2 separate regions of the Homo sapiens genome follow, and region 1 is linked to region 2. The links are chromatin contacts, found by Hi-C or POLR2A ChIA-PET in ENCODE. All regions are on one chromosome and are shown on one strand. Each heading gives the region's core, a stretch centred on a gene start or an enhancer-like site at or near the end of the contact. The rest is flanking DNA. Distances are from core to core; before and after follow the strand shown. Region 1 overlaps QKI (QKI, KH domain containing RNA binding). Region 2 overlaps QKI (QKI, KH domain containing RNA binding).

What was found. Hi-C counts contacts between places; a loop is a spot of excess contacts on that map. ChIA-PET counts read pairs that join two places held with the same protein, here RNA polymerase II (POLR2A). Pooled maps may share reads with other maps.
Region 1: a loop to region 2 is called in a pooled map, with 2.1 times the contacts of the local background. The contact joins two enhancer-like sites. A Hi-C loop is called at or near these places in 4 of 168 maps with a recorded cell type or tissue (Calu3, cardiac septum, heart right ventricle and 1 more), 2 of 37 single-sample maps with no recorded cell type and 1 of 50 pooled maps. POLR2A ChIA-PET finds 5 or more read pairs at or near these places in 5 of 52 experiments (HEK293, HepG2, PC-3 and 2 more).

The regions. Positions count from the first base shown.
Region 1 is chr6:163,511,200-163,516,805 of GRCh38, forward strand. The region is part of intron 3 of QKI (QKI, KH domain containing RNA binding); the gene reads left to right. Among named protein-coding and RNA genes, the nearest start is that of QKI, 99 kb to the left of the region's middle. Within about 2 kb of position 2,897, at least 3 of the 41 ENCODE cell types and tissues checked have a DNase peak (open chromatin) inside an H3K27ac peak, as active enhancers do.
Region 2 is chr6:163,456,772-163,461,679 of GRCh38, forward strand. All of the region lies in intron 2 of QKI (QKI, KH domain containing RNA binding), which reads left to right. Among named protein-coding and RNA genes, the nearest start is that of QKI, 45 kb to the left of the region's middle. RefSeq lists an enhancer at 3,611-3,840. Within about 2 kb of position 1,305, at least 9 of the 41 ENCODE cell types and tissues checked have a DNase peak (open chromatin) inside an H3K27ac peak, as active enhancers do.

The sequences.
Region 1 (5,606 bases), core at 1,647-4,146, 56 kb after region 2:
TGCAAGATAACAATTTATGAGATGAAGCTAAAGCAGTGTTTGGAGGAAATTTATATATTTAATTATGTTGGAATAAAACTACAATTATCTAATTTCCTACCTAATTAAACATTTAAAGAAAACAGCAAGGTAAACCCAAGGTAATGTAAAAAAAGGAAATAATAATAAATTCTTGAAATAGAATACGGACAACTAGAGAAAAATAATGAAACTAAAAAGAGTTCTTGGAAAAGTTAGTTAAGATAAAGCTCTAATTAGACTAATCCAGAATAAGAGAGAAGACACTAATTACCAGTATATTTAATAAAATAGGAGACATCACTGTCGATCATATGGACATTAAAAGGCCTTTTAAGAGAATATCATAAACAGCTTTAAGCCAGTAAATTAGACAACTTAGTTGAAAAAAATAAATTCTTTGGAAAACACAAATTATTACCCAGGAGCAATAGAAAATTTTAGTATCCCTATATTGATTAGAGAAGCTGAATTTGCAATTAAAAATTATTCCACCAAGACAATGTGAAGCCTAAATGGCCACACTAATAAATTTTATCAAACTTCAAGAAAGAAATATTGTGAATCTTATGTAAAGTCTTCCATTAAGAAAAAAAAATGAGAATACTTCTTAACTCATTTTATTATAACAAATTGGTAACTACCATTGTTACTGTGATACTAAAATTCAACAAAGATAACAGCAAAACAAAGAATCAGTATTCTTCATGGATATAGATGTAAACATTTTAAACAAAATTTGAGCAAATTAAATTAACGATAAAAAAAGAAGATACTGCATTACCAAGAGAGGTATATTTTGAGAATGCAAGTTTAGTTTTAACATCTTGAAACTAATCAGTGCAGTTAATCATAACAATAGAATAAAGGTGTAAAACTGTATAATTATATCTAGGAGCAACAGAAGTATTTGACAAAATTCAATACACAAAAATGATAAAGCTTCCCAGCAAACTTAGAAGGAAACTTCCTCAGTTTGATAAATTCGCCTTATGAAAAGACATAGTAATATACTCAGCAGTAAAATTCTCAGTGTGTTCCTCCTAAGGTCACAAACAAGCCGAAGATGTTTGATTTTACCCTGTCTATTCCAATTTGTACTAAAGGTCCTAGCAAGTGCAATAAAGCAGTAAAACAAAATAAAAGGCATACAGAATGGAAAAGAAGAAGACTTTCTTATTTTTTAATATAGAAAGTTCTAAAGTATATAAAAAGGTCATTCCAGCAAGAAGAGATCATGATCCTAAGTCTCTGTGTATCAAGTAACATAGCTTGAAAATATATAAAGCAAAAACTACCAGAACTAAAAGTAGAAGCTCAGAAGTCCACAGTCATACTGTTCACACAACTCCTAATAACTGATAAAGAGACAAAAACTCAGTAAGAATAGAGATGGTCTGAACTACACAAGTAGCATACTTCATTTAATTATCTAATTATCAAAAAGAACATTGCATCCAACAATGACACTATTTACATTATTTTAAAGTGTACATGGTACATATTGTCCAGTTGACCACGTGCTGGTCCATAAAGCTTCAGGAAATTTCAGACATCTGAAATTATTCACAGTATATTCTTTAATCATAGTGGAATCGAGCTGGAAATTAAAAACTAAGAGTTGGCCATAAAGGATGTATGTTTTAACTTAAGCATCTGGAAAGAACAGTAGAGTAGATTAAAAGCAAAGAGGAAAAATTAATAAATAGAAAATGTATTGAAAATTATATAGTAGTCCTTCCTTATCCACAGTTTTGCTTTTCATGGTTTCAGTTACCTGTGGTACAGTACAAGATGCTTCGAGAGATCACATTCACACAACTTTCATTACAGTATATTGTTATACTCTATTTTATTGTTGTTCATCTCTTACTGTGCTTCATTTATAAGTTAATCTTTATCATAGGCATGTGTTTATAGGAAAAAACGTAGTGTATATAGTGTTTGGTACTGTCCATGGCTTCAAGCATCCACTGCAGGTCTTGGAACATATCGCTTGTAGATAAGAGGAGGACGACTATATTGATGATTAACTAAAATGAAGGAAGTTTCTGTGAAAATTTACAAATGAGACAAACTTTGTAAAACTGATTAAGAAAAAACAAGTAGAACTAAACTTGATTGTAATTATTTTATGTATCACCAACTTGGTGATACATAAAATACACAAAACAAAAAAGCAGATTAATTGACAGAGAACTTGCAGTTCACAGAGTTTTTATTTGTATATGAATAATATGAATAGGCTTTTTCTAAACTTATTTCGTCCTGTCATTTCATTGTATCCCATGGTATACATTAAAAGAAAAATGTAAGTGAAATTAATTAGTGAATGCCTAAGACTTTTTCGCAGAGTTCAGTATCAGTTTTTAGTCATGTTTTTCACAACATACAGCAATCTATACTACCAGGAATGTTCGATGATGCAGCATTTTTAAAAGAGTGACTTACTATTCTCCTCTAGAATTTCTTCCCAGGCCATTTCAAGTTTTTGTGCACATTGTTGTCAAGAAATGTGAAGCGCCTAAGATTTTTATCTTGTAAGATAAGCTAGCTTGCCACCACAGTTTCATGGATGATGGCAGAAGACCTAGGACTTCTGAATCAGAAGCCATGCTTTATTATTTACAGCAAAAATAGTAGCAGAGTGTTAGCATACTTGCACTGATGCCCTGAGCCCTGGTGTGCACAGGGTAATGCAGAGGCCAGACAACACCTGCTCTTGGTGGGCTGGATTTCAGAAGAGGAGCCCAGGGCCAAGGTCCCCACAATTCTTGAGCAAGAAGCAGACAAGGCAGTCCTCTACCCTTGACCTCCTCAGTTGCATATGTTACTGCAGAAACTGCTCAGCCAGAGGAGATAGATAACCCTTGCACTCTGGCACACTCAGTGGGAACATTGAGGGCTGCTCAGAGCTCACCCAACAGTGGTTAGACAGGAACACCTGTGGCTTACTGCTGCCTAGCTTATGGCATTAATGAGACACATCGGGTTTCAAAAAAACCTTAAAATACTTTTTAAGAAATGTCTTAGAATAGGTGACACACTGTAAGTAAGTGAAATCAAGGGCCAAATTTGAAATACTGTATTTAAAAAATCATGGAAAATGCAACAAACAGCTTTAGAGCTATACATTTGAAAACTGATAATAATTTATTTATCTTAAAGATATGTATTTTCAAATCTATATAGTAAAATCTAGTTAGAAATCCTAACTTTTTTTCTGGTGGAATTTAATGAATTGATTACAGAATTCTTAAGATAGTAAAATTGCCCATTGGTAGTTGGGACAGTTCTAAAAGAAAAATGGAGGAGTGCTTTCAGAGCATTTAATTCTTATCAGTTTCATAATTGTCTGTATGACTGAGGGATAAGCAGGTTGACCAATGGAATTAGACTAAGCTATTTTACTCGGATATGTATGTGTGTATTGTGGAAAGAAAGAGGTAGATGGAGAGAAATTTACATGAGAAGTGGGAAGCGTGAATTTAATAAATGATATTAGGATAGTTGAATTTGCATATGCAAAAATAAATCTTTTGATGGATCACATGCCCAAAAATGAAGAGCAAAAAACTCAACCACTAGAAGAAAACATAGGAGATACATTTATGACTTCATTGTAAAGCAGGATTACTGACTAGAAAACTTATAAAGGAATATCAGTAGCTATAACTACATTGAAATGTATTTTAAAAATCCTTTTTATGCAAAAGACACCATACCCCATTTAAAAGACAAGCCACAGAGTGGGAGTGTATTTGCAACATCTGTAACAAAATGTGTATATTTAGAATTTATTAAAAATTCATTCAAAAACAATTTTAAAAGATCACAAATTCAATTAAAAATGAACAAAGTGTGTGAACAGGCAATTCACAGGGCAGAAAACCTGAATTAAAAATGAACATTTGAAAAGATGCTTTACCTTATTAATACTCAAGCGAATGCACCTTTATATTTAATGAGAATAATGTACCATTTGATGTCCTCAATGTTATCAAAGCTATGTCTAGGATATGGAGAAATATGAACTCCCACACAAGTCAGTGTAAATAGACACAGACATATTGGAAAGCAATTTGGCACTGTCAACTAATAGTGTGTGTTTTTTTTTAAGAAGGTCCTGTTTGTGGAAATTTCATTATGTGTCAGTTTCTTAAGAAACTCTTGTCACATGTGTTTTGGAAGATGGGAATGAGGATATTCACTGCAGGATTGTTTATAATAATAATAAATTGGAATCAGTATAAATGGCCATAAATGGAGAGATGGAAATATAAATTGTGGTTCTTTGTGTAGCAGAATATTTTGGGGCAGTCAAAATGATGAAATTTGATCAAATACACTTGATTTAACACATACTACATCTTGATACTATAACGTTCAAAAGAACAGTTTGAAATTATTCTGTATATTTGATTAGTGATAAAAATATATTGGTGTGTTACAACAAAAGGGAAACTTACATATAATGATATGGCGATAGGTCATTCTATATGTGAAGTGGAATTTCAAGTGATCTTATTTCTAGTTTATTAAACTTTCAGAAAGCACTTTGAATATTGAATATTTGACTTTTTCTGGCATAGGTAATTAGTGACTGTTTTCTATTTAAGATACAAAATAAGTCCAGCAATTGACATTTGCTATGTAATCAAAGCTTTTCACTTTTTATTTTTATCTCAAATCGGTCACCTCTTTGTGGTATAAGCTGATTATTTATCTCTCAAATCTGTCACCTCATTGTGATGTAATCTGATTATTTATCTCTCAAATCTGTCACCTCATTGTGATATAATCTGATTATTTTTAAAGAGAATACCTTTTGATGGGATAGTAACTAAATGTGGTATTCTAGGATGTTAAGGTAAATTAAGATTAATATTTGTTTTGTGGGTCCTTCATTAATGTCTTTCCTTAGGAGTGCAGGCAATTTTTAGAAAATCTAAAGTACATATATGCACACATGACACTCAACAACATACATACATTGTACCCCTCAGTGTCTACCTGTTGCTTGCAACTCAATTATGGGGCCTTTTTTGGGAAAAATGTAGAGTTTCTAAAGCTTATTTTATTTATTTATTTTTTTGAGACGGAGTCTGGCTCTGTCGCCCAGGCTGGAGTGCAGTGGCATGATCTGGGATCACTGCAACTTCTGCCTCCCAGTTTCAAGCAGTTCTCCTGCCTCAGCCTCCCAAATAGCTGGGACTATAGGCGCACACCACCATGCCCCGCTGAATTTTGTATTTTTAGTAGAGACAGGGTTTCACCATGTTGGCCAGGATGGTCTTGATCTCTTGACCTCGTGATCCACCCGCCTTGGCCTCCGAAAGTGCTGGGATTACAGGCGTGAGCCATTGCGCCCAGCCTAAAACTTCATTTTAAATTAAGCTTGAGGGCTTTTATGGTCTTTCAATATACCTTTAATACCTTGATGACTTATTTCAAGAAAGCTTTTTATTTTTCTGGTCTTAACTATTTTCCATATTTATTGGATTAATCTGTTTATTAAATAAAATATGTTTTCATACTGAAATGAATACTACTTGCGTTCTTACTGGTGTAGAGGTGTAGGCTAGAGT
Region 2 (4,908 bases), core at 55-2,554:
ATTAAAGGAATAGTTGGAAAACAAAGTGCCATGTTAGGCTAGGAATCAGGGCATCTGAGAACTTGAGCAGCAGGAGTTTGTGGAGCTTCTCGGTTGAGAGCCTTGCTGACATAACTTGGCATTGGTGCCTCCCAGACTTTATCTTTAAAATTCAGATTCTTAGAAGAGTGAATGTGTTTTGGGCCTTTCTGACTGGGGAAGTGAGGTTATCTACCATTACCTAGACAGGACCACTGTGAGCCTACCCTAGGTATTAGGATTATTCCTAGAGATGGGAAATTGTGATTTGGGCAGCTGTTCCAATTGGGGTCTACTGCTGTTAGGTTTTTCACTATCCTGGAAAGGATAGCAACTGTCTGTTTTGCTTATTTAAACGTTAAGGGATAATGTTTCTGCAGTGGGCATTAACATAGAATATGTAAGACCACAAGACCTTGATAGAGAATATAATGTTAATCTGTCTGGTTCCATCTCTTAAAAAAAGAAATCCTATTCAAGGAAGGGGTATTTATGCATTCTTTAAAAGACATGGGTTTCATACAGTCTTCTAAGTCAGGACTTGAGTCTAGAGGGCACCTGTTCACTATATTCCTTTCCTTCCTCCTCCAGTTGTGACTTCTTGCCACGGTGAACTACTATTACCGACTGGTGTGTTGGAGCATGGCATTTGTCTTGATCGGTGATTCTCAAAACACAGTCCTTGGACCATAGTATCTACGCTTTCTGGGAACTGTAAATGTTCAAGCCCCTTTCCATACTTATTGAATCAGAAACTCTGGGGTAAGGGCGAGGCCTAGCAATTTGCCTGTTAAGCCCTGTAGATAATTCCGATGCATGCTGAAGTATGAGAATCACTCCTCTAATTTTTTTTTTTTTTTTTGGAGAGGGGACAGGGTCAGCCAGGCTGACAGGTAGGTGATCATGTACCTGGTCATTTTGCCAGGCATCGTTTCAGGAGGCCTGAAACAGTAAGTGGTGAAGTGATGAATTAAACAGTGTCACTGGTCTTGTGGAGTGGACATTTCAGTGACAAAGACAAACAGTACACAAATGAATCTATAGCTGTAATCAGTGTTATGGAGAAACATAAAGTGGGGTAGACAGATGAATAGTGACTGTGTATGGAAGGAGGTATTCATTTTTAAGGGTAATCAGGGAAGAAATCTGTTACAATATGATGGGAATGGAGAGACAGGAACAGAATGATGGGAGGAAGGCATGAAAACCATCTGGGAGAAAAACATTCTAGGCAGAGTGAACAGCAAGTACAGCTGACTCAGGCAGGAATGTGCTTGGGAAGTGTTGTAAGATGTGAGGTTAGAGAGTTAGCACAGGGGCAGTGTCATGCCGTGGTCAAAAGTAGGAACTCAGATTCAGACTTCTAGCTAGTTTTGCTGCTTGTTTTGTGACTTTGGTACTACACTTGATCTTAACCAAAAGGCCAGGAAGTGATGATGTTTTGTGACTTTAAGCAAATTACTTTTCATTCCTGGTGTTCGCTTTTCTCATTTCTGTAATGGAGATATTAAACCTCTCACAAGATTATGAAGACTAAAGAGTTAATATGAGTGAAGCAGTTGGAAAACATCTTTATGCTATGTGTCACAAGCTCTATGAGGGCAGGAATCTTTTTGTCTTTCAGTGCTGTATTTCTAGTGCTTAGAATAGTGTCTGATAAATGGTGTATTCACAATAAGTATTTGTTGCACATATTTGTATGAAACTCATTCTTTCAAATATTGTTAAACTTTTCTTTTTCTTTAAACCTGTTGTCTTTTGCATTTGCACATAGCACCTTACTTACAGAAGTCAGTGTTAAGTTAGAGATGTGTTTTGGACTTGGCAGTGCAGATCTCTGAAACTGATATGAGAAGAAAGTCTCAGACTCAAGGTCTGAGAAATGAAGTAGTGCTATAGTCTGTAGCCCTTTGCAACGTTTTTGAAGTTTGGCCTCATGATGTGAGAATGAGAGGCTAATATGAATAGGCCACTGAAAATGTATTAAAATTTTCACAGAATTAATATTTATTAATAAAGCAGACTTCTATTGCATCTCTACTGTGTACCAAGCACATCCTAGGTAAGAATATTTAATTCTTTTGAAAAAAACTCTTTGATATAGTAAAGACAATAGGTTTCTTAGTCAGGCCTAGGTTTTGAATTCTGGCTTATCCTCTTATTGGCTGTATTTGTCAACAGTTGCCACAATAATGCTCCATGATAAAACACTCTAAAACTGGGTGGCTTAAAAATAATAATCATTTATTTCTGTGCTCATGGGTCTGTATGTTGGCTGAGGGTCTACTGGTTAGGGTGAAGCCTAGCTTGATTGAGGCTAACTGGGTGGGTTTAGATCTTCTCCATTTATGTTCCTGCTGGGCCCAGGCTAAAGCGGGCAGTGGCTGCTTAGGGCATGCTCTTATGGCAGGCCACTGGAATGCAAGATCCAAGCCAAACTGCATAAGCAGGTATAAGGCGTCTGCTCTTGTTGCTTTCCATTAGCCCAGTGATTCTCACCTGGTGGCAGTTTTACCTATGGGGACATTTGGCAATACTAGAGATACTTTTGGTGTCTAAACTTGGGAGAGGGGGTACTATTGGCATCTAGTGGGTGGAGTCCAGGGATACTGTTAAACATCCTGTAATGCACAGGGCAGTCAGCCTCCGTGCACCTCCAGCCCCCCAACAAAGAATTACCTGGACCCAAATGTCAGTAGTGCTGAGGTTGAGAAACCCTGCGTTAGTGATACCAAGTCACTTCATTTACAGAGAGAAGGGGACTGAAATAAATATTTGCCGAAAAATAATTGAGATGATCACATTGGCTTTGAGCATATGCTTGCTTTTTAGAATCTGTTTCTTTGTCTATGAAGTTATAAGGTTCACTTCATAGGATTGTTGGGAGGAGTAAAGGTAACAAATGTGTGACATCTGATAGAGCAGGCACTCTGTGGTTTTTGTGATTACACATAAGAAAAATAATCCTGTTCTTGAAGGAGTTCAGTCTTGTGTGAAGGATAAACGATTAAATTATTGAAGACTTTAAGTTTCTCATGCATTCATGAAACTACAGACATGAAAGAACATTGAAGTTATATTTAGACCATCAAATTGTTTATTTGGCTGGTCAGGTTTTCTTGTTTGAATCCATGGAGATGTGTTATAAATGATTATGAATAGAGTTAACTGATTTATTTAAGTAAAAAGTGTTATATTTTGAATGAGTCAGTAATAATTTTGTCATTAAATTTGCCTAGTTATCAATTTCAAGTTGTTAGAAATTGTTCTATAGGATCTGCCAGAGTAGTAGACTTGATAAATATTGGCAAGGTCTAGCTGTTGATGATACTAGTCGTCCTGTTAAATACATGAACAGATTAGATTGGTAAACTGCTTCCTTTGGACATGATGATTAAATTGTAGTGAGACTTCTTGGAGTTTTATGTGAATATAATTCTGATTTTCTGATGTTTTTAAAATGGGATTTAATTTTGACTAATAGCTTTGAAAGGCATCTCTTGGGTCTAGGCCATCATGAATACCCATATTGTCAAAGGTTTTGTAAGACAGACAAATGTCTTTTCAAGGATTGTGTTTTCAGCCTGTAGGATCCCAGCCTGGTTGCTATAGTTAGTAGTTTAGATTCATAATGTTATTCACAGTACACTCCACTGTCTCTCTTATAATAATACATGTTGATGATGGAACACGAGTTGTAAGTTCTCTTTCTGTTTCATTTTCCTGGGTTTGCAAATCAGCTTAGGCTCGTCATAGCTTCTGAGTTAGTTAGCATAGGGTTGTTGTTTGTCAGCAGTCTTGAGAAGTTGGTGTCAAATTGGGTGTTGAGCTGGCGTTTGTTTTAGAGGGATTATGGGGAGAGGGGCCAATTCAGTAAGTTATCTTTCCTTAAAGTCTTTGTTCCTTTGACCATTGCGGCCTTCTTATTGTTGAAGGATCACGAACTTCAGGAGTCTTGATGTACACTACTTTCACTTTCATTCTTCTGAATAACAAATGATATTAAATCAAAATTTAATGATATTCAAAGTCTCCTTTTTCAATACCCAGGTTAACACTTGATTTTTGCCTGAATATGATCATATTTTGTGAGTGAAAATAATAATGCTTTAAAATTACGATCTACACATCTGTCTTTGATAGTTTGTACAGAAATCTATTTAAAGGTAGTTTTTCTCAAAAGGTTAGTACATATTTGTATTCAGTGGAGTTGTGAAGTGATTCAGATTACATATTAAAGTTTTAATTTAGCAGTGTGATTTGATAATATAGGGCATATCTTTATGTTTTAGGTAGGGAAAACTTAATGTATAAGTTCAACTAGATCGGTTTAGTAAAAGCCAATTTATGACTCTTTGTTTTGTTTTGAAGTTTCCTCTTTATTTCACTCTGTAAGGGTATATTTAGGGCCTGTTGTGTACCAAATATTTCATAGGCTTTTTATGGTTTGGGATATACCACATTTCTTAGAATGTTAGTAAATAATTACAGAAAGGGTTACAGGACAGTCTGAAAACAATACATTTTGTTTAGCTGATATTTTTCCAACGTTTAACATTTCTTTAAATAATAAGGCCTCTCTGAGTTTTAAAAATGCAGGCACTTTCTTTTATAAATAATATATTTTAGTATTTGATAGGAACTAGTGCTTAGAAGAACAAAATGAAAGATGGGGTTGTTAGGGAAGAATTATTCAGATTAGACAGAAACGTTTGTCTATGGTTTATCTAAAAAGAGTTTCATGTTAGGATCTACTCTGTTAAAATTACTGCTTCAAAGGACTTATGGATAATTTGATATCTACTCATAGGTGTTCAATCTCCATATCTCTTAAGATTCTTGCTGAAATAGCCAAAGTATGTAATATGGAAATCGAGGAGAAATCTGCTT